2 separate regions of the Homo sapiens genome follow, and region 1 is linked to region 2. A link is an interaction called in ENCODE POLR2A ChIA-PET data of the cell type or tissue named here. Cell type or tissue: HepG2. All regions are shown on one strand. Each heading gives the region's core, and the rest is flanking DNA. Links, peaks and the distances in the headings are about the cores only. Region 1 holds the start of ABHD1 (abhydrolase domain containing 1). Region 2 has its middle 28 kb from the start of TCF23.

The links. Peaks named below come from ENCODE experiments on the same cell type or tissue, not always from the same donor. Only the 100,000 strongest peaks of a DNase experiment are listed, where the experiment ranks them.
Region 1: POLR2A ChIA-PET joins it to region 2 with 11 read pairs; 7 of 35 experiments call an interaction of 5 or more read pairs at or near these places.

What each region holds. Positions count from the first base shown.
Region 1 is chr2:27,117,582-27,132,727 of GRCh38, reverse strand. ABHD1 (abhydrolase domain containing 1) reads right to left here and starts at 8,913. Exons shown (of 9, transcript NM_032604.4): 1 at 8,666-8,913; 2 at 4,127-4,287; 3 at 3,601-3,783; 4 at 3,367-3,412; 5 at 3,102-3,214; 6 at 2,801-2,974; 7 at 2,575-2,623; 8 at 2,312-2,477; 9 at 1,916-2,195. The coding sequence starts at 8,779. The coding sequence ends at 1,984. CGREF1 (cell growth regulator with EF-hand domain 1) reads left to right here and starts at 13,600. Exons shown (of 6, transcript NM_006569.6): 1 at 13,600-13,882. PREB (prolactin regulatory element binding) reads left to right here. Exons shown (of 9, transcript NM_013388.6): 5 at 1-125; 6 at 325-498; 7 at 646-718; 8 at 897-1,056; 9 at 1,220-1,972. The coding sequence ends at 1,314. RefSeq lists silencers at 8,829-8,968, 8,989-9,068 and enhancers at 13,667-14,167, 14,168-14,668. In HepG2, for the core only: a CTCF peak has its summit at 8,956; DNase peaks (open chromatin) are centred at 6,317 and 9,347; H3K4me3 peaks cover 1,276 bases; H3K27me3 peaks cover 3,398 bases.
Region 2 is chr2:27,169,907-27,185,052 of GRCh38, reverse strand. No RefSeq gene overlaps it. Among named protein-coding and RNA genes, the nearest start is that of TCF23, 28 kb to the right of the region's middle. RefSeq lists an enhancer at 13,238-13,532 and a silencer at 14,988-15,037. In HepG2, for the core only: no CTCF peak of the experiment used is centred there; DNase peaks (open chromatin) are centred at 4,252, 5,222 and 7,112.

The DNA of each region.
Region 1 (15,146 bases), core at 4,539-12,538, 54 kb after region 2:
TTGGTAACCGTGGGCCGGGACCTTAAGGCCTCTGTGTGGCAGAAGGATCAGCTGGTGACACAGCTGCACTGGCAAGAAAATGGACCCACCTTTTCCAGCACACCTTACCGCTACCAGGCCTGCAGGTGTGAAGACTTTGGGTGGTGGCTGAAAGAGGCATAGCCCAGCTGTGGTGGGGGAGAGGGAAAAGACTGGGGATGGGAGAGCTGGGGAGGAACTTGTTGAGTGTTACCCCAGGTCTGACCAGGGTGCAGGTGGTGCACAAACCTCTGAGGAGGGTTGGGCAGGCCCTAGGAGCTGAATAGCCCCTCATCCGGCCCCCAGGTTTGGGCAGGTTCCAGACCAGCCTGCTGGCCTGCGACTCTTCACAGTGCAAATTCCCCACAAGCGCCTGCGCCAGCCCCCTCCCTGCTACCTCACAGCCTGGGATGGCTCCAACTTCTTGCCCCTTCGGACCAAGTCCTGTGGCCATGAAGTCGTCTCCTGCCTCGATGTCAGGTGTGAGACATTGCTGCCTTGGCTAGGTAGGGGGTCCCTGAGGGAGCTTGGAAAGGAGTCCTGCCTGGGTCCCTACGGACCGGTATTGGGGTATGAGGGTTGCTGCACAAGCCTCCAGGACAATGAGCTCTTTATTGTTTGTTGCAGTGAATCCGGCACCTTCCTAGGCCTGGGCACAGTCACTGGCTCTGTTGCCATCTACATAGCTTTCTCTCTCCAGGTAATGGGTGGAGGTTGGCATGGCCCTGTGGGTGGACTGTAGGCCTGTCTCTACCCTGAGTTTGCAGGAAGGAGTCTGGCCCATCCTATCGAGGGAAATCCTGGGGGTGGGGAACATGCTTTCCAGAAAGAGAGTTCCCAGCTAGGCCTTTCCTCACTGGTATTCCTTCTGCCCACAGTGCCTCTACTACGTGAGGGAGGCCCATGGCATTGTGGTGACGGATGTGGCCTTTCTACCTGAGAAGGGTCGTGGTCCAGAGCTCCTTGGGTCCCATGAAACTGCCCTGTTCTCTGTGGCTGTGGACAGTCGTTGCCAGCTGCATCTGTTGCCCTCACGGCGTGAGTCATTGGGGCAGGGCAGGCAGGCACCACCCCACGTTTAATGACCAGAAACGTGCCCCCCGGAGGCTGGGCTCTTTGTGCCACTCCTCCTTTGAAGGGTTCTGGTTTTCAGGCTGGGAAGCCCTTTTGCCCGCTGACCTCCTCCCTTTCCCTCCTGCAGGGAGTGTTCCTGTGTGGCTCCTGCTCCTGCTGTGTGTCGGGCTTATTATTGTGACCATCCTGCTGCTCCAGAGTGCCTTTCCAGGTTTCCTTTAGCTTCCCTGCTTCCTGGGAATCAGGAGCCTGGACACTGCCATCTCTAGAGCAGAGTGGAGGCCTGGACTCCCTTTGCTCACTCCATTCGGGTCCACAGCTGAGGTTGCCGCTGACAAGATGAATGGGCACTGCCTGCCCTTCTAGTGAAAAGGCTTGGCTATGGCCCTGTGTGACTCCAGGTCCCAGGAACCTTGCCTTCGTCATCTGTGGATCCATCCAGAACAGCGGTATCTGAAGCCCAGGCCATACTCCCTGCCTCCTTTCTTCTGCCTACCAGAGGCTCCAGAGTTGAGCTTGTCCTTATCTAGAAACATGTGAAGATGCCCAAGAGCCTGGAGGCACTGCTGTCCTTCCTGCAGAAACAGTTTCTCCTCCTCCCCTCAGCCTTGTGGCCAGTTCCTCTTCACATGAAGCCCCTGGCATTTGCTGGGGAAGGGACTGGCCTGGTACTTGCTGTTAGGGCAGGAAGGGGCAAAAGGAAGACTTGGGTAGTAATCTGGGGGTTCAGATGGGTAGCACTAAGCCAGCTGGCCTAAAGATGCAATAAGTTCCTAGGTAGTCTACCCTTACCTTGAGGAATGGGAAAATGAACCTCAGCCCATTAGGCAGGAAAAGTTGATATTTAATAAACAAGGAAAGAGTGAACTGAGACCCCAAATGGTACTCTTGTCAGCTGTTTCTGTCCTCAGAAGGTAAGAGAGCCCTGAGGTCAGGCAGCCCCTCTGGGTCCTGGAAGATGGCTTTGGCGTACTGATGCAAGAGGCGGCTCATGTACCAGTGCTGCCACGGGAGCAGCCCTTCCAGGAAGCCGATGTGGCCACCCCGGGCTGTGATGAGCAGCGCAACGTAGGGGGAGTGTTGGGCGGCCTGTATGGGAAGGGCTAGGAGAGGGTCAGAGGTTAGAAACACTGGCCTTCACTGGGAGCCCAGGCTGTCTGTTGCGTCCCTCATGGCCCATTTTCCTTGGGGCCAAAGTGTCCTGAATCAGAGTACTCACCACAGACGGGGGAGAAGGGGTCATCTGCTGCACTGAGATAGAGCACAGGGATCCGGATGGCATCTATCTTGGTTCTAGGGCTTGCTGCTTTGTAGTAGGTAACACAGTCTTGATATCCAAAGGCCACAGATGTGTAGCGCTCATCAAACTGGCGGATTGTACGGGCCTGCAGGTCTTACCATAGGATAGGCTAAGATGATAAAGAATAGGAAGATAGTGGAAGACTCATTTGGGGGAACCAGGGGCATGGCTGAATATTATACCTGTAGTACAAAGTCTATGTCCACCACCTTTTCAATCACCTTTCTGTTTCTGCAAAAGTACATAAGAGTTTGGCTTGACACCTGGATCTGATCCCCCACCCCCAGGCCCTGTCTTACTATCTCATGTGTGAGGAAGCCCAGAGAGAACTGACCAAGCACTAGGAGAGCCTGGAGTGTCTGCCATCCTACTCTGTCTACTGCCTCCTCCCACTTGCCACGACCCTACCGTTCCACAAGTTGGCAGAGCCCAGCAGTGAGGGGCTGATTGAAGAGCAGTGAGTTGAGTGGGGTTTCCAGGGAGCGAGTGGTCTCAAAGGAATCCCAGCATGCAGACAGAGTCAGTGCTGCCACCAGCCCTGCAGCCTGCCTGGCCTGTGCCAGGTGATTCAGCACCAGTATCCTGTGGAATTGGACAAGGGACCATGAAAGAAGGGTTTGCATTAATGTGGGTTGGGACAGAGGAAGGGGACATGGAGGAGGAAAAAAAGGAAGACTGGGCCTCTGGGCTAAGCCCAGGCAATCTTTACCCTCCAAAAGAGATGCCCACGGCCAGCAGTGGAGCTTGGGGATAACGATGCTTTATGTGGTTCACGACTGTCTCTAGATCTTCAGTATTGCTGGCACAAAAAGCCCTGTGGGTCTGAGGGCAAACCAGATCATTGGGTAGGGAGGGAGACCGTGGCCAGAAGGTGGAGGGGAAACTGAGGAAGGATAGGTAGGAGGTGAGCCCCAGGGCCAAGGATCTCTAAAGGGAGTGGGTGAAGGGCTGCTATGAGGAAGGCAGCTACTCACCCGCAGTTCCTCCCCACGGCAGCCCCGGTTGTTAAACACGACAGCCCTGTGGCACACACAGGTACATCTTAGCCAGACCCTTCTTAGCCCCTCTCCCCTTTCAGTATTCAGAAAGACCCCTGTCCAAAGACTCCCTTTGTGTAGCATTCTTCTTATCTATCAGTGTCCGGATTGACTTCTCCCTAATACACGTTCTCAGATGCCACCCCACTCTGGGGCTGCACCCATCCTTACTGGTAGCCATCCCTCAGAGCTTGGTTAACTAGGTGCAAGACGTATGTCTCCTGGCTACTGCCAGTGATGCCAGGAAGCAGCAGCACAATGGGCTGGGTAGTAGGATCAGGGTCTTGGCTGCTGTCAGGCTGCTTGGCCCAGTCTAGCAGGAGCTGGCCTCCATCTGGTGTTTGGAGGATGTCACTGGTTTTGGAGGAAGAGGCACACAAAGATACTATTAAGAACTTAATGTAATTCAAAAGCTTTGCCCCCTGCCCCACCCACAAACAAGTCTTATCACTTCCCGTCAGCATCATCTGAGGGTGTTCTTCATGTAAAACAGTAAGGCTTGACAATGTGTGATGGGGACATAAAAGATGACCTGGTGGCCGTGCAATTATATAGCCCTTCCATATAACATCCATTGTCATTGAACCCTCAACACAGGGATGTAGATGAGGCAGATTACCTACATTTTAAAAGTGGTAGATAGGTTTTTCCCTAGATACCTGGGGTTTCATGTTCACCCTGTTCTGTCCCTTCTTACCTCTGATAAAGGACTAGGGGCTGAGACTGCAGGAGGACTTGGAAGATGCTTTGTAGTCGCCCCTCAAAACACCACAGCGTTGGGTAGAAAGTCTCGGTGGTGATGGAACAGTGTGGCTCCAGGAAGGCCAGAAACTGCGGCCCAGCCACCAGCCGAGGCCTCTGTAATCACACAGCAGTCTGCCCCACTTCCCTGACTTTTGCACCAAGCTAGTGAGGCACCCAACACCAGAGGGTGAGGGGGCCCCCTCTCCAGAGCCCAGCCTGGAGGACCCTGCTTTGTCTGCATGTGAGATACTCAGCACAGCTCAGTTGAATGGCCAAGTCTGATAATACACTCCAGCTAGAGCCCCTAAAAAACCCAGTCCTGGAGTGTCACTGCCCAGAATTGACCCTGAACTGGGAGCTGCTGAGTTGACTGAGTGCTGACTTTCCTGCTCAGCCTATCCATGCCCCAAACCCATTTTGGAGAGAGCAGGTGATGTAAACAGCCACGCTCAGTGGTGTGCGCCTGTGGTCCCAGCCACTTGGGAGGCTGAGGTGGGAGGATCACTTGAGCCCAGGAGTTCAAGGCTGCAGTGAGCTATGATAGCACCACTGTACTCTAGCCTGGGCGACAGTGAGACCCTGTCAATAAGTGCCCAGCTGATCCCCTGCAGAAAAAGTCGGGGTTCTGGGCAGGGGCTGAAGAAATGCAGCACCATTCAATCTTCAGCCTTTACTTTGCAGTTGAAAATGAAGCCGGCCGGGCGCAGTCGCTCATGCCTGTAATCCCAGCACTTTGGGAGGCCGAGGTGGGTGGATCACAAGGTCAAGAGATGGAGACCATCCTGGCCAACATGGTGAAACCCCGATTCTACTAAAAGTACAAAAATTAGCCAGGCATGGTGGTGAGCACCTGTAGTCTCAGTTACTCGGGAGGCTGAGGCAGGAGAATCACTTGAACCCGGGAGGCAGAGGTTGCAGTGAGCCGAGGTTGTGCCACTGCACTCCAGCCTGGTGATAGAGCGAGACACCATCTTTTTTTTTTCTTTTTTTTTTTTTTTTTTGAGACAGAGTCTCGCTCTGTTGCCCAGGCTGGAGTGCAGTGGCGCAATCTCGGCTCACTGCAAGCTCCACCTCCCGGGTTCACGCCATTCTCCTGCCTCAGCCTCCCAAGTAGCTGGGACTACAGGCGCCCGCCACCACGCCTGGCTAATTTTTTGTACTTTCAGTAGAGACGGGGTTTCACTGTGTTAGCCAGGATGGTCTCGATCTCCTGACCTCATGATCCGCCCGCCTCGGCCTCCCAAAGTGCTGGGATTACAGGCGTGAGCCACTGTGCCCAGCAACACCGTCTTAAAAAAAAAAAAAAAAAAAAAAAAAAGATGAAGCTACACTGTCTTCTTCCTAAGACTGACTCTGGCCACTCTGGCTCCTGATTTTAGCACCACTTCATCTGTATATTCCTATTCTCTAATGTTCTTGCTCACTGCCAAGGGGTTTTTTTGAGACACAGTTTCACTCTGTCGCCCAGGCTAGAGTGCAGTGGCGTGATCTCGGCTCACTGCAAGATCTCTGCCTCCCGGGTTCACACGATTCTCCTGCCTCAGCCTCCCGAGTAGCTGGGACTACATGTGCCCGCCACCACACCTGGCTAATTTTTTTTTTTTTTTTTGTATTTTTAGTAAAGATGGGGTTTCACTGTGTTAGCCAGGATGGTCTCGATCTCCTGACCTCGTGATCCGCCCACCTCGGCCTCCCAAAGTGCTGGGATTACAGGTGTAAGCCACTGCGTCTGGCCTAAGGGGCTTCTTTCTACCGGGGACCTTATCTTCTCTTACTTGTGGGGCCCCTGCTGTTAGATTGTGCTCTAAAGGAAGAACAGCCCTAATGTGAATCGATTTTTTTCTTCCTTCATGCCAGCTAGGGGGAAGGTGACAAGGATGAAATAACAGGGACAGATGAGGTCAGTGGGCACTAAGCCCTGACTTTCAGCTTCTCTGCTGTGTTCTGGACAGACATCAAGTGAATGAGAGAGCCTAGCCACGTGGAAGGCATGTGAAGGAGGAGTATGCCATAGGTTCAAGAATAGAAACTGCATATCCGCAGTGGGCCCTAAGGAACATGAGGACCAGATTTCTATCTCCAGTACAGTTCCTATAGTCTACAGGGGCAAATGGTAGAGATGCCAAGTCGATAGTGCAACTGTTGGGAGATGTGACTTTGGACCCTAGTCCTTAAGCCCTGGAATTACGACAGCTGTCAGTCGTGTGAAGGCACTGGGCTAAGCCCAAACTTATGAGATATTTTATAAGTGAAGAAGTTATGACTGACAGAGATTAAGTGGTTTGTCCAGTTACACAGCAAGCAAGAGGCAAAACAAAATTATTAACTATGACATTACCACCAGTACTTGTAGGTAAGATTTGTTGAGTTCTCATTAAGCTCCAGGCATTCTGCTAAGCACTTCACACAAATTTTGTCTTGTGATTTTCATAACAGTTCCATGAAATAGGTTCTGTGATCCCCCTATGTGAACGGATTTGAATGCTGAATAACTTGTCAAGGGCCAGAAGCTTGCCAGAGCTAGTTAGTGGCAGAGCAGGAGATTCAAACCCAGGTCTGTCTGACTCTAGAGCCTGCGCTGTCTAGTCACTGTCGGGTATTGCCTCCTAATTGCCAAGATTTTGAGTTGCTATCCTTTTTTTTTTTTTTTTTTTGAGACGGAGTTTTGCTCTGACACCCAGGCTGGAGTGCAGTGGTGCCATCTCAGCTCACCGCAACCTCCGCCTCCTGGGTTCAAGCGATTCTCCTGCCTCAGCCTCCTGAGTGGCTGGGATGACAGGCTTGCGTCACCACACCCAACTAATTTTTGTATTTTTAGTAGAGATAGGGGTTTCACCATGTTGGCCAGGCGGGTCTCGAACTCCTGACATCAAGTGATTCGCCCGCCTCAGCCTCCCAAAATGCTGGGATTACAGGCATGAGCCACTGTGCTCGGCTGAGTTACTATCAGTTTATTAATTCCTTGGTCAAACGGCCCAGTAGTGTGGAACAAGACTTATAAATTTGTTCACAGGTTTGATTTATGTGGGTTAATTTGATTTTAACTCAAGAAAATGTTTCTTGACTCCCTCCTGAGAATGAATTAGTATTACAATATGGCACTGGTTGCTATGCTTAAATCAGTATAGATCCATTACAGTGCTGGCCAATCCAAACACCGTATCTAGAGGGCCTCCAGAATGGCACTTTTCCTGCATTTTAACCAGTATTCGTTAGCTTATAAAGGGTTTAGTCTATAAAGCAGCAGGGGCCCAGATTTCTGTGCAGCTAGTTGCAAGTAAAGGAAAGTGTTTCCTTAGGGGCAGTTTTGTTCTGAAGTGACCTTCCAAATCTGATGTATAAAGTGAGGCCTACAGAGTATTGTGAGGCTTGGAGTTTTTAACTGTTTTATTAAGGAAGACTTTTTTTTTTTTTTTTGAGACGGAGTTTCACTCTTGTTGCTCAGGCTGGAGTGCAATGGCACGAGGCTCATTGCAACCTCCGCCTCCCAGGTTCAAGTGATTCTCCTGCCTCAGGCTCCCGAGTAGCTGGGATTATAGGCATGTGCCACCATGCCTGGCTAATTTTTGTATTTTTAGTAGAGATGGGGTTTCTTCATGTTGGTCAGGCTGCTCTCGAACTCCCGACCTCAGGCGATCCTCCCGCCTCTGCCTCCCAAAGTGTTGGGATTACAGGCGTGAGCCACCACACCCGGCCCTAAGGAAGACATTTAGTAAACAATATATGCTAATGTAGAAAGCTCTGAAAATATGGAAAAGTCTAGGTAACACTAAAGTCTCCTATAGACCTTTTTAAAGGACTCGAACCAGTAGGTGTCTTGTTAGACTCAGCTACCTAGAACAGAGTTTAATGAAGATGAAGAGATTTGGCTTTTCCTGGATATGTAAATTATGTATATATCTAAATTTCAGTGAGAAAAGTCTCCAAATTCATCAAAATCAACCTCTTCAAACTTTCTCATCACACTCACTATATGGAGAGCCTGGAACATAAAACGGCTGAATGAGCAAGGACAGTTGGGGTCATCCATCAGTTCTGAGCTAGGCCAGTTCTGACCTCAGCCAGCCCTTAAGGGAAGGGAGGTCCTACTAAGCTATTTGGGGGGTGGGTGGTATTGGGAGTTAGCCATGACCCACAGACCTCTGGTTCCTTCCTTCAGTGCAGCTGAAAGACTCAGCTAAACCACCTAAAAAGGAACGCAAAGTGTGCACATCTCTGATACCTCAGGATGCCTTCCACCCCACCTTTCCCCAAATGCTTGTCCACATTATAGGGAGCAGCACCCTCCGGTACCCAAAAGGCCCAGCTGGCATGGGGATCACATGGGATGCAGAGGCACTAGAGAGGCAGAGCCGACTCTCCATTCGGTGGTAGCAAATTTCACCTGTGGGGAAGCCCAACCATCCCAGTTCCCACCAAGGGCCCAAGCCCGTGTCTGGAAGCTGCCCCCTACACCCAAACCCGCTGGCCAGAGCGGTGGACCCGCACCCACCTGAAGCACACATGCCCAGTAGTAGCCCAAGTAGAGGGCAACGGCAAGAGCCAAGAGCAGAGAGAAGGTGTCTGCCCAGGTGCCATTCTGGGGGCTCAGGAAGGAGCTCAGCATCTTGTGTTGGGGGCTTCCGACCCTCAGGCTCCTGGCTGGCCCCAGTTGGCCGGCTGTAACTCGCGGTCCCACCCGCCGCCCGCCATAGGCGGCCTGTGCAGGTCCGGTCCCCGCTGCAGGCAGTTTGCGCTGCTGGCCCCGCCCACCGCCGGTGCCCCGGGATGGGCGGCGAGAGGCGGCGCTAGTTGGTCGCGGGGCTGGGTGGCTGGTCGCCTAGTGCCTCGCGCGGATCTAACCCGAGTGACCTGCGAATGGCCTCCCGCCCTCCCCTGCCTTCTTCCCCTCCGCGGTTCTTGGCTGTGCAGCCCGAGACAAGCGGCCTCCCCCAGCTGCCATCTTGGTGCGGGGCATCTCCAGCTCCCTTAAACTCTTCCCCGGCGACGCCCCGAGTCCAGCAGCCTGGCCAGAGTCCCTTAGGCGCTCGCAGTCAGTCACGCACAGGACACAGCTACTCCTGCAGTGACATTCTGCTCTGTCACACACTACAGCCATTCACAGTGACCCTCACCAGTCACTGTCCGACTGTGACACCCCACACTGTCACAAAGCTTTCAGCTGCTCAGTGGTGGCATTGCAACACATGCACCTTCCTGCAGTGTCACTCTGCATTGTCTCATACAGTCCCTGCCACACAGTCCTCGTACAGTAGATAATTTGCTCACCACCCGCCCTGTACCAGGCACTTGATACAGACCCCCCATGTTACTGTCCGTGTCTTCATTGAAATATAGGAGGTCGTCTACTAAGAGTAGTGGCTTTCAACCTTGACTGCAGATCGGAATCATCTAGGATTTTTAAAACTACCAGTGCCCAGGCCCTACCCCCGATACAGTTAGTCTGGAGAGGAGCCTAGGTATCAATACACCGTAAAGCTTCTAGGAGGTCCACAAGTCATCAGGGCTTAACATGGTCCACACAAGAGAAGTACCAGCTGCCATGGGAGCACTGCGGAGGTGCCCGGACTTCACGCGAGGGTGTTCTAGCAGAGGGGGCAGCAAAGGCAAAAGCCTGGAGGTGAAGGATGTCTTAAGGGAACAAAGAAAGTTGGTGTGGCTGGAGCATGTGGGTGGTCAAGGACCACATAATTGCTGCAGTTTATCCTAGGGTCAGAGGAAAGCCATCCAGGGGTTTTAAGAAGGGAAGGGTGACATGAGTTATGTTTTAGGAGAATCATTCAGTTGCTTGGAGAATAGATTGGAGGAGGAGGAAAGTAGAAGCAGAGAGGCCACTGGGAGGCTGCTAACAGAACGCCAGGCTCAAAAGATGCCCGGACTGGAGGATACCCAGGAGAGGAGTGAAGATCTTCAAGATCAGTGGCAGAATTGATAGGACCTGGTAGTAGATTGGAGGCAGGGGAAGAAGGAGGAACATGGATGACCTCCAGGTTTCTGACTGCACAGATATAAAGTGTCCATCCCTGGGACAGGGAAACAGAGGAGAGGAAGGTTTGAAGAGGAAGATGATGCATTTAGACACAGACATGTAGAAGTTGGGGTGCTGGTAGGTGTTTTAACTGTGTTTCCTTAGGTTCTGTATTTGTCTATTTGGCATCCATAAATCACAGGGCCAACCTAATGGCCAAGGTTGTTTACATCTCCCCTACAATCCAGAGCTCACACTCTGAGCACTTCCTTTCTCTAACTTTCACATTCCAAGCCAGTATCTCCCCTGCCCTAAATCAACCCAGGACCAGGTAACCAGGACCTGTCCCTGTGCCCCAGAGCACTCTGGAATTATTCAAACTAGCCAGTCCCAAACTGCTTCTCCTGCCTTACTGGGAGAAGTAAACCCCAATAAAGGCCTGTACCTTCCCTTCGCTTCTTTCTGCCTCCTGAGTGACACTGGCACTTCCCCCTGTGACCGTGCCTTTTGTTTCTAGGGGAACTGCAAATAACATTAAGCTTTTCTTTCAATAGCAGTGACCTCTTCATGTCCTCACTCAGCCACCTTTATAAATTAAAACTCAGGCACAAATTAGTAGGATATTCAATGCCTGAAGTGGCCTGGGGCTTAGAGATTGGAGGTGGAGAATTGGCAATCATCAGCATTTAGGTGGTGTATTAGTTGGCAGTTTGCTGTAAGAAAGCACTACAAACTGGGTGTCTTAAACCAGGGGTCCCCAACCCCCTGGGCTGCAAATTGGTACTGGTCCATGACCTGGTAGGAACCAGGTGGCATAGCAGAAGGTGAGCAGGATGAGCAAGCATTACTGCCTGAGATCAGCAGTGGAATTAGATTCTCATAGGAGCGCAAACCCTATGTGAACTGCACACAAGAAGGATCTAGGTTGCGTGCTCCTTATTAGAATCTAATGCCTGTTGATCTGAGGTGGAAGTTTCATCCCAAAACCATCACCCTCACCCCCAACCCTTCTGATCTGTGGAAAGATTGTCTTCTCTGAGGCTGGGCACGTGGCTCACGCCTGTAACGCCCAATGCTTTGAGAGTTCAAGGCAGGCGGATCACCTGAGGTCAGGAGTTCGAGACCAGGCTGGCCAACATGGTGAAACCTCGTCCCTACTAAAAAAATACAAAAAAAGAAAAAAAAAAGAAAAAAAAAAAAAGATTGTCTTCTCTGAAACTGGTCCCTGGTGCCAAAAAGGTTGGGGACTGTCTTAAACAACAGAGATTTATTGTCTCACACTTCTGGAGACTAGAAGTCAAGACTGAAATATCAGTAGGGTGGGTTCATTCTGGGAACCGTGAGGAATAATCTATTCCATGCCTCTCCCCTGGCTTCTGGCATTTTGCTGGAAATCTTTGGCACTCCCTGACTGGTAGAAGCATCACCCTGATCTCTGTCTTCATCTTCACAAACATCTTAGTGAGTTTGTGCTGCTATAACAAAATCCCACAGACTGAGTAATTTACAAACAACAGAAATTTATTCCTCACAGTTCTGGAGACTGGGAAGTCCAAGATCCAGGCACTGGCAGGTTCGGTGTCTGTGAAGGTCCATTCCTCAGAGATGGTGCGTCTGGGTTTCCTCATGTGATGGAAGGGACAGAAAGGCAAGAGAGCAAGAGGGGTGAACTCTCTCAGAAACCTCTTTCATAAGGTCATTAATCCCTTCATGAGGGGAGAGCCCTCATGGTTTCATCATGTCCCAAAAGGCCCTACTCCTTTTTGGTTTTTTTCAGAGGCAGGATGTCGCTCTGTCACCAAGGTTGGAGTGCAGTGGCAGGATCACAGCTCACTGTAACCTCAAATTCCTGGACTCAAGGGATCTGCCTGCCTCAGCCTCCCAAATAGCTGGGACTACAGGCGTGCACCACCATGCCTAATTTTTATTTATTTATTTATTGTAGAGACACGGTCTCACTATGTTGCCCAGACTGGTCGAAAACTCCTGGCCTCAAGAGATCCTCACACTTCGGCCTCCCAAAGTGCTGGGATTACAGGTGTGAGCCACTGTGCCTGGCTTCCTCCTCTTAATATCACCACAATGGGGACTAAGTTTCAGCACATGAATTTGGTGGGATATTCAGGCCATAGCAATGTTCTTCCTATGTGTGTGTCTGTGTCCACATTTCCTCTTTTGATATGAACACCAGTCATATTGATTAGGGGCCCACCCTACTCCAGTATGACCTCATCTTAATGGATTACATCTGCAATGACCCTATTTCCAAATAAGGTCACAGTCTGAGGTATTGGAGGTTAAGACTTCAACATATAACTTTGTGAAGGACACGAGTCAATGCATAACAGTGATGGGAGCTAGGTGAGCAGATGAGCACATGAGCAGATGGAAAGTGAGGAGAGGGCCCTGAGGAACTCTGACGGTGAAGAAAATGGAGACCTTTTTGAAATGACCAGAGGTAGGAGAGGTATTGCCGAAACCAGCAGAATCCGTGATCTAAAAAGGCAGTGACAAGCAGTGTTCATCACTGGGAGGAGGACAGGATGAGAGTGGGCTTGTCGCTGTGATGACAGTGTCGCTGTGATGGAGTGTCACAAACAACTCAGGAAGAGTTCACCCTGACACCCCAATACATATGCCTCTAACACTCTGCACCGCCACACCCCTGGGCAGTCAGTCACACATTGGCCATACCCTGAAGCCCACACTATCATTTATTTTTTATTTATTTATTTATTTATTGAGACGGAGTCTCAGTCTTGCTTTGTCACCCAGGCTGGAGTGCAGTGGCGTGATCTCGGCTCACTGCAAGCTCCACCACCCAGGTTCATGCCATCCTCCTGCCTCAGCCTCCCGAGTAGCTGACACTACAGGCGCCCGTCACCATGCCCGGCTAATGTTTTTGTATTTTCAGTAGAGACGGGGTTTCACTGTGTTAACCAGGATGGTCTCCATCTCCTGACCTCGTGATCCACCCGCCTTGGCCTCCCAAAGTGGTGGGATTACAGGTGTGAGCCACCACGCCCGGCCCCTGAAGCCCACACTATCACACGGATGCACAGTCACACAAAATACCCCCTACCGTGTCACAAATTCCTCATACACAGAGCCACACATGCCAGTCACAACCGCACATGCTAACAGTAAGTTAGGTTCCATTTTGTCACATACATCTGGGTCCCTCAGGCAGAGAAAGTGGCAACCAAAGCATGAGCACAGTTAAACATACTTCTGATGCACACTGGCCTCACTGTCTCTTGGTCTCTCTGTACTCACATGTGTGCATACAGGCACACGCACACATCCGCGCACACATGCACGCTCACACACGTGCATCCTTACACATGCTCACACTCACGCTCACAATGTCACACGCATGTGCACACCCGCACAAGCACACGAGCGCACTCACGAGCACACGCGGACTCGCACACGCGCACATGCGCACTCACGCACGCACACACGCGCACACTCACACGGGCGCGCGCAGCCCCTCCGGCCGCGGGCGCAGCGGGGGCGCTGGTGGAGCTGCGAAGGGCCAGGTCCGGCGGGCGGGGCGGCGGCTGGCACTGGCTCCGGACTCTGCCCGGCCAGGGCGGCGGCTCCAGCCGGGAGGGCGACGTGGAGCGGCCACGTGGAGCGGCCCGGGGGAGGCTGGCGGCGGGAGGCGAGGCGCGGGCGGCGCAGCAGCCAGGAGCGCCCACGGAGCTGGACCCCCAGAGCCGCGCGGCGCCGCAGCAGGTGGGTGACACCCCGCCCCGGCCGGCCGGAGACCCGAGCCCATCGCCGTCAGCCAGCCAGGGCCGCGCGGGGTAGGTGGCCTCCAGCCTCTGGTCCAGATCCCGAGAGCGCAGTCCCTCTGCATCCCCTGCGGCTCAGACGCGGCGGGAGCAGTGGCCCTTGCCCCTGTGTACCCTGAGGGCAGGTGGAGGAAGGGACTGGAGAGCGAGCCTGAGGCTCCTTGGTGTGAATTTGGGGCTTCGCAGTTCCCCAGGCGCTTCCCCCAGCCCCGCATTCCGTGTTCCAGCAGTCCTGGGGGAGGGGCAGCTGGCGGGAGCTTTCCCCCTCATCCGACGGGGAAGAAATGGAGCGCTGGGGAGGGCCCGAGGCTGTCGTCCGCTTGCAGGTGGCCGAGGGACCAGCTCCCGGGTGTGGGCTCCTCTAGCCCTGTAGCCGCTGTCTCCTTTCTTGGGGGATGGGTGCTGGGAGGCACAAGGGCACCAGAGGGATAAATTAAGAATTAAGGGAGAGGATTCTACTCAAAATTTTAGCTTCCCAACAGTTCGACTCTACAGGAGATGGAACTGCCGGCCTGTGAGGTGCTAGGTTCCTGTCCTGGAATGATTCAAGCAGAGGCCATTTGACAGGGTTGCTGAGGAAGAAATTTTTGCTTTGGATGGGAAGTTACCCAGGATAACCCTGCAAGGCCCCTGCCACAGCCCAGAGGCTCTGAAATACCCAAGCAGCACCTGCTTGGTGCCAGGCACCTACCCTAAGTTTTCTCATTGCAGCCTCCCCAAACCTTTAGGAGACAGATACCGTTATCCTCATTTTTAAAATGCAGATCCCGACCAGGAGCAGTGGCTCACGCCTGTAATCCCAGCACTTTGGGAGGCCGAGACGGGCGGAACACGAAGTCAGGAAATCGATACCATCCTGGTTAACACGGTGAAACCCCGTCTCTGCTAAAAATACAAAAAAAATTTAGCCAGGCGTGGTGGCAGGCGCCTGTAGTCCCAGATACTCGGGAGGCTGAGGCAGGAGAATGGAGAATGGCGTGAACCCGGGAGGCGGAGCTTGCTGTGAGCCGAGATCGTGCCATTGCACTCCAGCCTGGGCGACAGAGCGAGACTCCGCCTCAAAAAAAAAAAAAAAAAAAAATTCAGATCCCAGGGCTCAGAGAGGTTAAGACACCTGCCTAGGTCCCACAGTGAGTAGTATCAGAGGCAGGATTTGATCAGAAGTCTAACCTGTAGAGCGTGCTCTCCTCCCATGCACTGGTGCA
Region 2 (15,146 bases), core at 3,182-11,181:
TCTTTTCAAGGCAGTTCCAGTTTACACAGCCCAGCATTTTCACATGAGCCTAAGGGTGGCTAGTGTCGTGTGTGTGTGTGTGTGTGTTTCGGAGGCAGTGGTTGGGGGTGGGGTTGGGAGGGAGGCAGTGGGGGGAGATCCAAGATCATAGTTTTACAATATTACAGAATAAAATAAAAATTCTCAGAGTCAGCTGGCTAAGATGAACAGGGACAACGTTTTTAAAACTAAGATGTGTGTAGGGCATGTTACCAGTTTACATTTGTGCCATCCAAAATTTTAAAAACCACCACCTAATAATGTTCTTTAGCTTGGCTGCAGCACTCAAAGGAGAATGAAACACAGGCCAGCTGCTTCCTGAGACCCTGGAGTTATCTCTGTTTGGAAGACACTTAATTGAGTATGACTGCCTTTTCAAAGACCCCTTAGGATTGAAGATCAAGGTGCTGTAGAAATGATCAGGGGGAAAGAGAATGTTTCCTATGGGAGTCAATGCTATTTCAACACTATTTTTATGAGTTTCCATAAGGGGGTGATTACGATATAGGTAATGAAAAGGCATTTTTGGGTGCTGATTATATGTGTGAATACTGGGATGCTACTCATAGACATACAGAAACCCACAACTCTTTTGCCAGGTTGCTAGCTTACCACTGTCAGTGGGCTGCCCCAGCTCTCACAGCCCCCGTGTAAAACCACTTGTCTGTCAGACTGTGTGAACTCTGTTTCATCACAGCCCAAGTAGCACTGGCAATTCTGGCAGCTGGACTGGAAACCATGTGGCAATCCTTTTAAGTGTGTCTCCCTTGGAACAGAAAAATCCAATGGCTTTCATGGAGACAATTATTGGGAACGTGACTGGTAAACACCTATATTTTCTGTCAGAGAACCTGGCCCCAGAGATAAACTTATATGCATTCATGAGAAAGTAGTATTCGTTTGCTAAACTATATTTATGTTGTAGACTTGATTAAAGAAGAGCTTGTGTAAGTAAACACAAAAGACTGAATATGCATTTATCTGTTCCCTCCCAAATCCCCACTGTAATAACAGTAAAGAAATAAAAGGACCATAAACTCACAGGGTTAAAGAGAAGGGAAAAATATGACAGAAGTCAAAATATGTCAACACAATTTTGGAAAATGAAAGCATATGGGCTGTCTTAGTCTGTTTTGTATTACTATAACAGAATACCCGTGACTGCGTGATTTATCAAAAGAAGAAATTTATTTGGCTTGTGGTTCTGGAGGCTGGGAAGTCCAAGATTGAGGGGCCACCTCTGGTGAAGGCCTTCTCTTTTTTTGGCCTTGTCATTCCTATGGTGGAAGGCAGAAGGGCAGGAGAGTCTGTGGTTGCATGTTTGTGTGTGGTTGGGGAGGGAGAGGAGGAGCCAAGAGAGGGCTGAACTCGTTGATCTCATTTTTTTTTTTTTTTTTTTTTTGAGACAGAGTCTCACCCTGTCACCCAGGCTGGAATGCTGTGGTGCGATATCGGCTCACTGCAACCTCTGCCTCCCAGGCTCAAGCAATTCTTGTGCCTCAGCCTCCTGAGTAGCTGGGATTACAGGCGTGCACCATCATACCTGGCTAATTTTGTACTTTTAGTAGAGACGAGGTTTTTCCATGTTGGCCAGGCTGGTCTCAAACTCCTGATCTCAGGTGATCCTCCATGACCTCGGCGTCCCAAAGTGCTGGGATTACAGGCATGAGCCACCACACCCAGCCCTGAACTCACTTTTATAACAAATCCACTCTTGAGATAATGAACCCACTCCCATGATAGTGACATTAATCTATTCATGAGGGCAGACCATCATGACCTAATCATCTTTTAAATGTCTACCTTTCTCTCAAGAATGTTCACCTTTTCTCCTTGAAGAATGATTATAATAACAGCTTTAAAGTCTTTGGTAATCCCAACACTGGGGCTGGCATCTGTTGATTGTCTTTCCCCTTGAGAACTGATAGAACTTATCAGATTTTCCTGGTTCTTTATATTCTGAATATTTTGTTCTGAGGCTCTGAGTTCTGTTATATCTTCTGGATATTGTTGATTTTCTTTTTTTCTTTTCTTTTTCTTTCTTTTTTTTTTTTGTTTTCTGTTTTTTTTTTTCTTACACAGGGTCTAGCTCTGTTGTCAGAGCTAGAGAGCAGTGGCAAGATCTTGGCTCACTGCAACCTCTGCCTCCTTGACTACAAAAGTTCTCCCTCCTCAGCCTCCTGAGTAGCTGGGACCACATGTGCAAGCCACCATGCCTGGCTAATTTTTTTTATTTTTTATGTTTTGGTAGAGATGGAGGTCTCACTTTGTTGCCCAAGCTGGTCTCTAACTCCTGGGCCTAAGCCATCCACCCACCTCGGTGTCCCAAAATGTTGGGATTACAGGCGTGAGCCACAGTGATGAGCTGGTTAATGTTGATTTTCGTTTGTTTCTTTGTTTTAACAGGCCACCCACCCAGCGAGATTCAGACCACAAGTTCTGTCTCATCTTCTATGGATTCCCACATGAGTCAGTTCAGTTTTGGAAGACTTTGCTCTGCTGTTTGGGTCTGTTCCTTCATGTACCACTCAGGGGTTGGTCTGGGACTTGGATGTTGATTTATATTTACATTTTAGTTTCATTCTCAGAGCCTTTGCTATGCATCTTTGGGCATGTTCTGCACATGCATAGTTTAGGGGTGAACCTTGGAACTTAGATTAGTTTTTACACAGAATTTGAGATATTCTTCTCCAGCTGTCTCGTCTCAGGGATTTCCACGTCACAAATAAACAAATGAATAGAATAACATTTCAAATAATACCCAACAGGTTTTGGGGAGAGGGAGAGAGAACTGAACTAAATGTTTTGAAGACTTATATGGAAGAATAAGTCTGAGAATAGATGGACACATATTATAGAAGAATAGTGAGGTGGTCTTTGCCTTACTATATGGTAGAACAGATAGATGAGTAGTACACGGGAAAGTCCAGAAACAGATGTAAACATGGAGAGAGAATGAGTATCTGACAAGGTAGCACTTAAATTCATGCCAAGGCTGGAAACAAAGCAAATAGATAAACAAAATAATGCTTAATGGGAAAAATATATGTATTTTTTTGACGGTCTCATTCTGTCACCCAGACTGGAGTGCAAGGGCGTGATCTCGGCTCACTGCAACCTCTGCCTCCTGAGTTCAAATGATTCTCCTGCTTCAGCCTCTGGAGAGCTGGGATTACACGTGCCCACCATCATGCCTGGTTAATTTTTGTATTTTTAGTAGGGACAGGGTTTCACCATGTTGGTCAGGCTGTTCTTGAAGTCGTGACCTCAGGTGATCCGTCTACCTTGGCCTCCCAAAGTGTTGAGATTATAGGCATTAGCCACCATGCTCGGCCACTGTGCTGGTCTTGAAACATCTTTTGAAGACAGGGATCTTTGTGACAGGAGAGGTATATTACTCTTTAAAGGTCGGGGGCATGCATGAAGCTCCACACTTGTGGAGATGAGGTTGCCACGAGCTCTTTCTTTTCGCAAGGCTGGACTGGACAAGCAGTTGCAACAATTCAAAGTTCCTAGGACACATAGGGACAAGTTTTTAGCACCATTAGAAGTCAGTGTCAGGCCGGGCATGGTGGGTCACGCCTGTAATCCCAGCACTTTGGGAGGCTGAGGCGGGCAGATCATCTGAGGTCAGGAGTCTGAGACCAGCCTGGTCAGCGTGGTGAAATCTCATCTCTACTGGAAATATACAGATTAGCTGGGCATGGTGGAACACGCCTGTAATCCCAGCTACTTGGGAGGCTGAGGGAGGAGAATTGCTTGAACCTGGGAGGTGGAGGTTGCTGTGAGCTGAGATCACACCTCTGCACTCCAGACTGGGCGAAAGAGCGAGACTCTGTCTCAAAAAAAAAAAAAAGAAAAAAGTCAGTGTCCCACAGGATGACTTCCTGACAGAAGCCTGTTCTTGAGGCAAAGACAGTTGGCTCTTCCAAGTAGGAAAAATGGTTCTTGGGGAGTGGCCATCAGATGTGGCTGAGTTCATGTCTGCCCACTAGCATCTTTAGGTTCTTTCAGGCATCATGGAAAACTAGAAATGCATCTGCAGATTGGTCCAGGGGGTACAAAAGACAAATCAGAGAGTTAACTGTGGTTGGTCTAAAGGTCTTGTTTTGATTTTGCAAGCCACGTATTTGGGATTCCTTCATTGATCATGTGGTGTCACTTGCTTGGTCAGAACATGTTTTAAGTGATAGAAAGGATACTAAATTCTGATGCTGGAAATGTTTAGTGAGAGCATTTTTCTTTCACCTCCATTCCCTTCTGTGCCTCGCAGGTCATCCACCATGTTCATACATTTTGCATGAGATAAACTCATTGTTTGTGTTGCCAGGAAGATTCCCATTAGCAGAATATTTGGGAAATGTGTCGTAACATCCTGAATGAGGGTTGCCAAACAACCATTGCGCCCGATTATTTTTTCTGGCACTTTAGATACTTTTTTTTTTTTTTTTTTTTTGAGACAGAGTATCACTGTCGCCCAGGCTGGAGTGCAGTGGAGTGATCTCGGCTCACTGCAACCTCCATTTCCCGGGTTCAAGCGATTCTCCTGCCTCAGCCTCCCAAGTAGCTGGGATTACAGGCAACTGCCACCATGCCTGGTTAAATTTTGTATTTTTAATAGAGATGGGGTTTCACCATGTTGGGCAGGCTGGTCTCGAATGCCTGACCTCGGGTCATTCACCTGCCTGGGCCTCCCAAAGTGCTGGGATTATAGGGGTGAGCCACGAAGCCCAGCCTAGATACTCTTTAATCACCTTTCCAATGTAAAAAAAAAATTCTCTTCAAATTAGTTTTTCTCCAAAATTGACACTCATGCCAGGATATGGACACACACAAAATATTGCTGCAATTGAACATACAAGGACTCAGTAGCCATAAGGGTGCATTTCAAAACTTTTGGATACTTTTTAAAAACAGTACTCTGTTTTTTTAGCTACTTTGCCTCTTTTCATATGTAATGTTCCTTTGTGCATAACTATCTTTGTTGGTTCAGCTTCTCAAACTGAGCAGTGGTTAATTGTGGGTCTTTCAAGCTGTCCAAATTGACATTTGATGTCATATCCAACGTTCAAATAAGAATCCTTGTACTGACTGGGTAAAGAGGCTCATGCCTGTAATCCCAGCACTTTGTGAGGCCGAGGTGGGAGGTTTGCTTGAGCCCAGGAGTTTGAGACCAGCCTGGGCAACATAGTGAGACCTCATCTCTACTAGAAATTAAACAAAAAAATTATCCAGGCTAGGGCAGAAGAGGTCAAGGCTGCAGTGAACCATGATTACACCACTACACTCCAGCCTGGGTGACAGAGCAAGATTCTGTCTCAAAAAAAAAACAAAAACGAAACAAAACAAAACAAAGAAAAAAGAAAAAAAATGAAACCAAAAAAAGAATTCTTGTATATTGATCACACTCTTACCAGCTTCTATGACTTAGGGCAACAGAAACAAATCTGAAGGTGTTCCCCTTTTGGCACTTTGTGAGTTCCCTGCCCCCTGCCCCAAATCAGACAAAGACATCACAAGAAAAGAAATCTACAGAACATCATCCCCTATGAATACAGTGCAAAAATATTCAAAAATATTAGTAAACAAAAACTAGCAGCTTGGCTGAACACAGGTTCTAAAAACAAACAAAACAAAACAAAAAACAACAAAAAAACACTAGCAGCACACAAAAAGGGTTTTACACCATGACTAAGTGGGATTTATCCCAGGATTGCAACTGTGGTTCAGCATATGCAAATCAATTAATGTGCTATGCCACATTAATGAAATGAAGGGGTGAAACCATATGATCATCTTAATAGATGCAGATAAAGCATTTTACAAAATCCAACACCCTTTCATGATAAAAACACTCAACAAACTAAGAATAGAAGGGACATTCCTCAACCTGATGAAAGGCACTTATGAAAAACTCACAGTTAATACTATTATAATTAATGATGAAAGACTGAAGTTTTCTCCCTAAGATCAGGAATAAAACAAAGATGCCTATTGCTGTCACTTTTATTCAACCTTGTACTGGCAGTTCTAGCCAGAACAATTAGGCAAGAAAAATATATATAGAAGTCATCCAAATTGGAAAGGAAGAAGTAAAACCACCTGCATTTGCATACAACATGATTTTGTATATAGAAAATCCCAAAGAATACACCAAAAATACTATTAGAACTAAGAAACAGGCCGGGCAGGTAGCTCACACCTGTAATCCCAGAACTTTGAGAGGTGGAGATGGGTGGATAACTTGAGATCAAGAGTTTGAGACCAGCCTGGGCAACAAGCAAGACTCCATTTCTACAAAAAAAAATTTGAAAATCAGCTGGGCATAGTGGCGCACACCTGTAATCCCAGCTACTCTGGAGGCTGAGATGGGAGGATTGCTTGAGCCCAGGAGGTGGAGGCTGCAGTGAGCTGAGATCACACTATTGCATTCCAACCTGGGTGACAGAGGGATACCCTGTCTCAAAAAACAAAAAAAGAAGAAAAAAATTAGTAATACAGTTACTTATATAGCATATTTTTGTCTTAAAATTACGTCAGGAAGTTTTTATTTCTATATTATTCCAATAAAAACAGATGCATGAGAAGAAGCACCCCCTTTTCTCCTGTTCTCCTTTGCTGGATCAAGTCATATCTTCACATATTGTCTGGAATTGCTACAGCTATTTTGAAACCCAAAGTGAAAGCATCATCAACCTGCTGAGGATAGCAAGGCAGAAAGACAAATTCATCGGTGGACCTGGATCTGTGATGACTTCATCAAGGCTCTGAGCCAATCGTGGACCACCTGGCCTCCAGACATCATCTTATGTGAAATGATGGCTGTCCTTATTGTGTAAGCTATTTGGTTTGAGTATGTTCTGCCTAGCAGCTAGAAGCGTCCAACTGATGCCAATGCTTCTGGTAAAAGTTGTGATTAAAGCAGATAACGGTGTTAGCTGACGTGCTGATAAAATCGGAATCAGTACATGGCCAAGTCATGGATCTGGTGGAAAGTATTCAAATAGATCAATGCATGCTTGGTGATGCTGGTGCCTGTCATCATAAACATCCATCCAGGCCATCATGATCACCTCCGAATGGTACAGGACTAAAGTCCAATTCAGGATCTACACACCCTGCTTATAATAATGCCCTAACTTCCTTTGAAGATGAAACGCATTTCTCTGTGTTCTTTGAACTATTGTACAGAAAAACTTCCCCAGGAAACTCTTTGAACTCATATTTGTTTGTTTCTCATTAAACAAAACAAAAAAAAAATTGGCCAGGTGCGGTTGTTCATGCCTGTAATCTCAGCACTTTGGGGAGCTGAGGCGGGCGGATTGCTGAGCCCAGGAGTTCAAGGCCAGCCTGGGCAACATGATGAAACACTGTTTCTACTAAAAAATACAAAAATTAGCCGCGTGTGGTGGCATGTGCCTGTAGTCCCAGGTACAGGAGGGAGGCTACAGGAGGCTGAGGTGAGAGGATCACTTGAGCCCAGGAGCCAGAGGTTGCAGTGAGCCGCGATCACACCACTGTACTCCAGCCTGTGCAACAGAGTGAGACTGTCTCATAAAGATAAAAAATTTAAAAACTGGCCAGGTGTGGTGGCTCATGTCTGTAATCCTACCACTTTGGAAGGCTGATGTGGGCAGATCGCCTGAGGTCAGGAGTTTGAGACCAGCCTGGCCAACATGGTGAACCCCTCTCTCTACTAAAAATACAAAAATTAGCCGGGCATGGTGGTGCATGCCTGTAGTCCCAGCTACTCAAGAGGCTGAGTCAGGAGAATCGCTTGAACCTGAGATGCAGAGGTTGCAGTGAGCCGAGATTGCATCACTGCACTCCAGCCTAGGTGACAGGACGAGACTCTGTCTCAAAAAAAAAAAAAAAAAAAATTAAAAAACTAAAAAAAATTATACATTTCATATAGTTTACAAGTCAAATAACCTAAAAAGGCATACACTTGAAAGATTCACTCTCTTGGTGGTGTGTGGCGCCTGTAGTCCCAGCTACTTGGGAGGGTGAGACAGAAGGACTGCTTGAGCCCAGGAGTTCAAGGCTGCAGTGAGCTGTGATAATGCCACTGCACTCTAGCCTGGGCAACATAGTAAGACCTCATCTCAAAAAAAAAAAAAAAAAAACAAGACTCACTTTCACCTTATCCCCCATCTGCTCCAGTTTCCACTAGAACAAGTAACTGCTTTTTATTGTTTTGTGTGTGTGTGTGTGTGTGTGTGTGTGTGTGTGTGTATCTTATGCAAATAAAACAGAAATGATGTATGATCTGGTAGCATAAAATACACACTGCTTTGTACTTTTCGTCTTATCCATTTAAAATCTCTTTTCACATTACTGTCACAGCAAAATATGAGAAAGAACTGTTTCCCATAGAGCATGTTGTCAAACTTTGAGTTTTTATCCATATGATAGGTGAGATGGGTTTTTTTTGTTTTGTTTTGTTTTGTTTTGTTTTTAGAAGGAGTCTCACTCTGTCACCCAGGCTGGAGTTCGGTGGCATGATCGCAACTCACTGCAACCTCCACCTCCCAGGTTCAAGTGATTCTCCTGCCTCAGCCTCCCAAGTAGCTGGGGCTGCAGGTGCGCGCCACTGTGCCCAGCTAATTTTTGTATTTTTAGTAAAGACAGGGTTTCGTCGTGGTCGCCAGGCTGGTCTTGAACTCCTGACCTCAAGTGATCCACCCGTCTCAGCCTCCAAATGTGCTGAGAATTACAGGTGTGAGCCACTGTGCCTGGCTATGAGACAGTATTTCAGTGTAGCTTTAATCTACACTTCCCTTTATTATTAATGAGCTGGCCTCTCTCTTTGTGTTGCTAACTGGCCATTTGTATTCCCTTCCTGAGATCTGTCTGTTTATATTCTTTCTCCATTTTTCTATGGGGTTTTGGTCTTTTTCTTAATGATTTCTAGGAGCTCTTTAAATATTAGGGAGATTATCCCTATGTTTATGACCTGAGCTCAAATACTGTTGTCCAGTCTGACACTTGCCTTTTGATTATGCTGATAGTGATTTTTGCCTTGCTGATTTTCTTCACACTATTTTTAGGTTTAGAAGTAGAACAGGGAGGGCTGGGTGTGGTGGCTCATGCCTGTAGTCACAACACTTTTGGAGGCCAAGGCTGGTGGATCACCTGAGGTCGGGAGTTCGAGACCAGCCTGACCAACATGGAGAAACCCCATCTCTATTAAAAACACAAAATTAGCCAGGCGTGGTGGCACACGCCTGTAATCCCAGCTACTCGGGACGCTGAGGCAGGAGAATCCCTTGAACCCGGAAGGCGGACGTTTCAGTGAGCCGAGATCGCACCATTGCACTCCAGCCTGGGCAACAAGAGCGAAACTCCATCTCAAAACAAAGACAAACAAAAAAAAGAAGTAGAACGGGGAGAAGGAGCCAGGAAGAAGACTGAGTTGATTAGGAAACCTAGAGAAGTGTTTCAAGAAGGATGGAGCTGGGAGTAATGCCAGAGGCCAAAGTGGAAGGATTGCTTGAGGCCAGGAGTGAGCTGCCAGGCTGTACTGAGCTATGATCACACCACTGCACTCCAGCCTGGGCGACAGAGTAAGGTCCTGTCTCTCAAAAGAAAAAAAAAAAAAGGAAAGAAGAGAAAAGATGGAGTAGTGAAATCAAATGATGCCCAAAACACAAAAACATAGCGACACAAGACCACAGAAATCGACATCAGCTTTGGCAAAAGGGAGGCCACCAATAACCTTACCAGTGCTGTTGTAGGAGTGAGCTGGAGATGGGCTCTTGATTGGAGTGAGTGAGTGAGGAAAGACAATGGAGACAGCAATAATAGAGAGCACTTAAATTTTTTTGCTATGCAGCAGGCCAGGGAAATGTGGTGGTAGTTAAGGTGGGGAAGTGGGGTCAGGAGTTTTGTTTAATGGGAGATGCCATGCTAGAGAGTGTTTGCATGCTAATATACGTGAGAGAAATGATCCAGTGGAGGGCGAGAAGCTGAGGATGCAGAAGGCAGAGGGAATAATTTTAGGAGTGAGGCCCTTTGGAAGAGCAAGAGGGGGTGGGATTCTGGCCCCAGAAAAGAACAGGCCTCTGGTGGGAAGGGGCGCATCACCCATGGTGAGCCTGGACACGCCAGCTGGGAAATGGGTAGCTGTGGTAACAGCCACATTGCACCTTGGTGAAATCATAGCTCACTGCAGCCTGGCGCCACCATAGCTCACTGCAGCCTTGTGCGACCACAGCTCACTGCAGCCTGTCTGAAAACAGGGGATTACTGCCTGATTGCTCTTGTTTTTGTCATGAAGTACGTGGTGATGGCAAGCTGAGAGGTTCTGAGGAGAAAAAAGAAGGCGAGAAATAAATGTGTTAGAATGTAAGAAAGAAAACATATCAGGGAAGATTGCCACAGAGTGTTGAGTGCCTATTTGAGATTTTTGGTTGAGAATTTTGAGGCAGGCCAGTGAACACAATCGTGTATTCATTTCCAGCAGTGTTCAGATGAAGTGTAGAGTGGGAAGACCGTGCAGGGTCGGGATGTTGCAACGCAAAAACAGTGGGAGAGGAGGGGTAAGGGATAAGGATATTTGCAAAGGAGCAATTACAACAATGAACATAGAATCTGGGATGAATAAAGAGGAAGTAAGGACACGAGGGAAGATGGTTAGTAAGACAGAAGGAAGCAAATGAATTAAAGGTCTCAAGAAGACTGAAGAAATACTGGACTGCAGGCATGAGACTGAGATGGAAGGATAAGACATAGGGATCACAATATCCAATCAGAATGCTTAAAATAGAGATTCTGAGAATGGTGTATTATTGGTTTTGACAAGGTTAAGGGCATGACCATAGAAATGGGTGGCTGAAGAGAGAAAATAGAAAATTGCATTTGAGGAGGTCAGAATCTAAGATGCCAAGATGTTGGATAAATCATCCATTTGAGTGTTGAAACCAAAAAAATGATGACAAGAATAGGATAGAGAGAAAGACAGTCAGATGATAAAATCTTCAATGAAAGACAGGGAATGACTCAGAATTTAGTAGAAGTTGCCACCAACAAAGGATATTGGGGGACAAACCAGAGGGTACAAACTCTAAAGCCCCTGGTGTTTTTGAAATAGAAGGGAGAAGAAATCATTGAAAAGCAGCAATGAGGAGTCGGATGGACACTTACTTCCACGCCCACAAAATCCTGGGTTTGACTCTCCTTGGCATAAATGGGGTCGTGTCTAAATCGAGATCTGGGGTGCAGTTCGTCCCTCTCAAACCACACGGACTTAGCTGGGAGAGGACATTGAGATATTATTGCTAGAAGGGGAGGAAAATCTTATAGTGTGTTAATTTCTTGTACAGTTTTGTGTTGATGCTAAAAAACATTTCCGTTACTTCTTTTGGTTCGGTCTCATTAAAAACCACTTGTTTGAGTTGTTCGGTTTAGTTTTCCTTCTGCAGATTATTGAGTCATTTAAATGGATTGTAGTTTTCTCTAACTTACTAACGATGGGATATTCCCATTCAGAACAGGCAGCCAGGGTCTCTTGGACCAGGGTGAAACACCAGGAATTGGAAGATGAATGTTTCATCCTGGTGGGACGCAGCTAAAAAGCTGCCCCGTCATGACCCTCCACTGTCTGGGGAAGGGGTCTCCCTGAGTGGATGCACTGGGGAGCTCATGAATCAGTCAGAGCAGTCCCTCCTCTTGTCTGTGTGGCAGCATGGGGGACCCTCCCAAGATACAGCGAGTGGTGGGGCAGCCCCTTGGAGTTCCCTCTCAGGGGACTCCACGGAGGCCTGCCAGGTGAGTTCCCTCAGGGAACCTGAGGCTTGCAGCCTTTGTCCCAGACTTCCAGGAGAGGAAAAGTTGTCTCCACTGTGATCCTTGCGTTCATGCTCAGGGGCATAAAAAAGAAAGTGGCATATGGATCTTGAGAGAAGGCGTGGCCTGAGGCACCGCTAGAATGTTCACTCTGGCTGTTCCATGGCTCCTGTGAGGATGTCAGGAAAGGTAGGGGATGAAGAGTACATGCAGGCCAGCATCTTCCCATCCCTGCACATCTGACTGGTGTTTTTTTGTTTTTTTTTTGAGTTGGAGTTTCACTCTTTCACCCAGGCTGGAGTGTAGTGGCGTGATCTTGGCTCACTGCAACTTCTGCCTTCCAGTTTCAAGTGATTCTCCTGCCTCAGCTTCCCGAATAGCTGGGGCTACAGGCACGTGCCACCACGCTTGGCTAATTTTTGTATTTTTAGTAGAGACGACATTTCACCATGTTGGCCAGGCTGGTCTCGAATGCCTGATCTTGTGATCTGCCCGCCGATCTGCCCGCCTCGGCCTCCCAAAGTGCTGGGATTACAGGCGTGAGCCACTGTGCTCAGCCCTGACTGGTCTTTAATGGAGCCTACAGACAAGCTGCACGTGGTGCCCTGCAGACCACACCTACCCCTCAGCCATACCCCAGCACCCACGGGAGACTCAATTCCCCTTTCAGATCTAACAGGTATTGGAAAGAGGAAGCATTGTGCAGTGGCACTTCAGAAAAATCCATGTAGGTCCTTAAAAGAAGCAAGAAAGGGAGCTGATAACACTAGTTTTTCCTGAGGGAGATATGATAGCCAGGCTACACAACCAGGATCCCAGGAGTTATCTGGTCCAGATCTGGAAGTGACATGATGTACCGCTGTCGCAGGTATAACATGAATGCCTGCTGAATACATTTGACAATGCAAAGATAAGACATCAAGCCAGGAGATCTTCTGGATAATAGAGACTACTCTGCCCCAAGATAGGCACAGCCAAGCCCCAGCCTGGATAGTATTCATGAGGGCCTTAATGGAAATGAATGGGTCCCACTTAAAAAAATAAATCAGAAAACAAGCTCACTGAATACAACTGGGGTGACAAAAACATGCATCTGAGTGGAGACAGAGGAAATTTCTATCCATTTCTGCCCAATCTAGTGCCTCTGGGCAGAACCAAAAGCCTGGCAAAATCTAGAATTTATACACTACGAAAATCTTAAGAAAATATTCTGGCTCTAAGAATAAATAAAAATAGATTTTAAAATAAGCAGTTTGTGTTCTTCTGCTTTATTTAGACATAGATTTAAATGGTAGGAATCATGTACTTAACCCGGTTAGGAAAATTATATATCACGAGGCGTTTTTTTTGGGTGGGGAGGATGGACTGGGTTTATGATAATTCATAATGTTTGCTACCCACCTGCCAGGGGAAGGACACTGAAAGATCATGGCCCATCAAGGCCTTAGGTCATGCTGCTCTGCTTGCAAATTGCACAACTTTCCTGTTAATTTGCGGGGCAACTTTTGCACACATGTTTACAATCTGGTTAAAGAATCAGCCCTTGCAATGATGTCATTAAACGCACACAGACACAATGGTGCCATAGTAACAACAAGGTGCCTCTGAGCCAGGTGCATTGGCTCACGCCTGTAGTCCCAACACGTTGGGAGACCGAGGAGGGAGGATCCCTTGAGCCTAGGAGTTCGAGACCAGCCTAAGCAATATAGTGAGATTCCGTCTCTACAAAAAAATTAAAAAATAAAAAATCAACTGGGCATGGTGGTGCCCCTGTAGTTCCAGCTACTCAGGAGACTAACGTGGGAGGATCACTTGAGCCTGGGAGGTTAAGTCTGCAGTGAGCTGTGATTGTGCCTTGGGGGCAACAGAGCAACACCTCGTCTCAAAAAAAAAAAAAAAAAAAAAGTGCCTCTGGAGCTGGAAATTTTCAAGTTCAGTTGCTCCAGCAACTGGGGAGGGTCATGAAGACTATAGGAAAGACACTACTGTTCCCATGCACATTCACAGGAGAGAAAAAAAAGTCCAGCAAGTACCATGTTCATAAAGATTGGCCTGACCCTAGCTGTCCCATGGCAAACAGTCACACCCAAGACTCTCAGCTTTCTTTGGCTCTGATTTGTTTCTGTAACCATGCCAAGATGCCAAGGACAATCAACCAAGCAAGGCTGTGAGGATCTGCAAACTATTGCAGCCCTCAGATTCCCTACTTAAAAGGGAAATAACTGGGCATGGTGGCACGCACCTGTAGTACCAGCTACTTGGGAGGCTGAGGTGGGAGGATCCCTTGAGTTTAGGAGTTTGAGGCTGCAGTGAGCTGATTGTGCCACTACACTCCAGCCTGGGTGACAGAGCGAGACCCCCCTCTCAAAATAAAAATAAAAATAAGAAAAGGGAAGTAATACTGTATGTAGTCCAGAAACAGGTCAGACGCCAAAAGAATCTTATCTGGGCTGTTGTATGAGTCAGGGTCCAATTAGGAACATAAAAACCACACCAGTTATTATAACAGAGGGAATTTAACGGTAAGGACTGCAAAGGCAAAAGACAAATTCCAAGGAACAGAGAGGTGGCAACTGAAGGACGTAGAGCGGTGGAGTTAATGAAAGAAAAAGGTGGGAGTTACTGGAACCTAGAAGCTTGGAGGAGCCCTGCCGAGGTGGAACTCAGGCTTCAGAACACAGAGTGCTGTATAACTGGTGCTGGCATCTTTGAAGGGGCAGGCTAAAGGCTTGTACTTTTTTTTTTTTTTTAATTGAGACGGAGTTTCGCTCTGTTGCCCAGGTTGGAGTGCTTTGGTACAATCTTGGCTCACTGCGACCTCTGCCTCCCAGGTTCAAGCGATTCTCCTGCCTCAGTTTCCTGAGTAGCTGGGATGACAGGCACGTGTCACCACGTCCTGCTTATTTTTGTATTTTTAGTAGAGACAGGGTTTCGTTGTGGTCTCCAGGCTGGTCTCCAACTCCTGACCTCAAGTGATCCACCCGCCTCAGCCTCCCAAAGTGCCGGGATTACAGGCGCTAGCCACCGCGCCCAGCCAAGGGTGGTTCTGAGAATGGGGAAAAAGTTGGAAACTTAAACCAAGTGGGGCTGCCGGGTTAAAGAGCTGTTGCCACCTTGATAGGGGGGCGCAAGAAGTAAACTGCAAGAAGCAAATCCCCGCTCCCTCCTCCCGTCTTGCGGGCTTCCTCTAGCACCCTCTATTGGTGGAGCCCAGCGAAGTGCCAGCTGGCAAAGCAGAAAGTGGTTTGCAGAACCTCAGCCCCAGCGCCATAGGAAACAAAAGCAGGGTTCCAGCTTGGGGCTATTACAAATAACGCTGT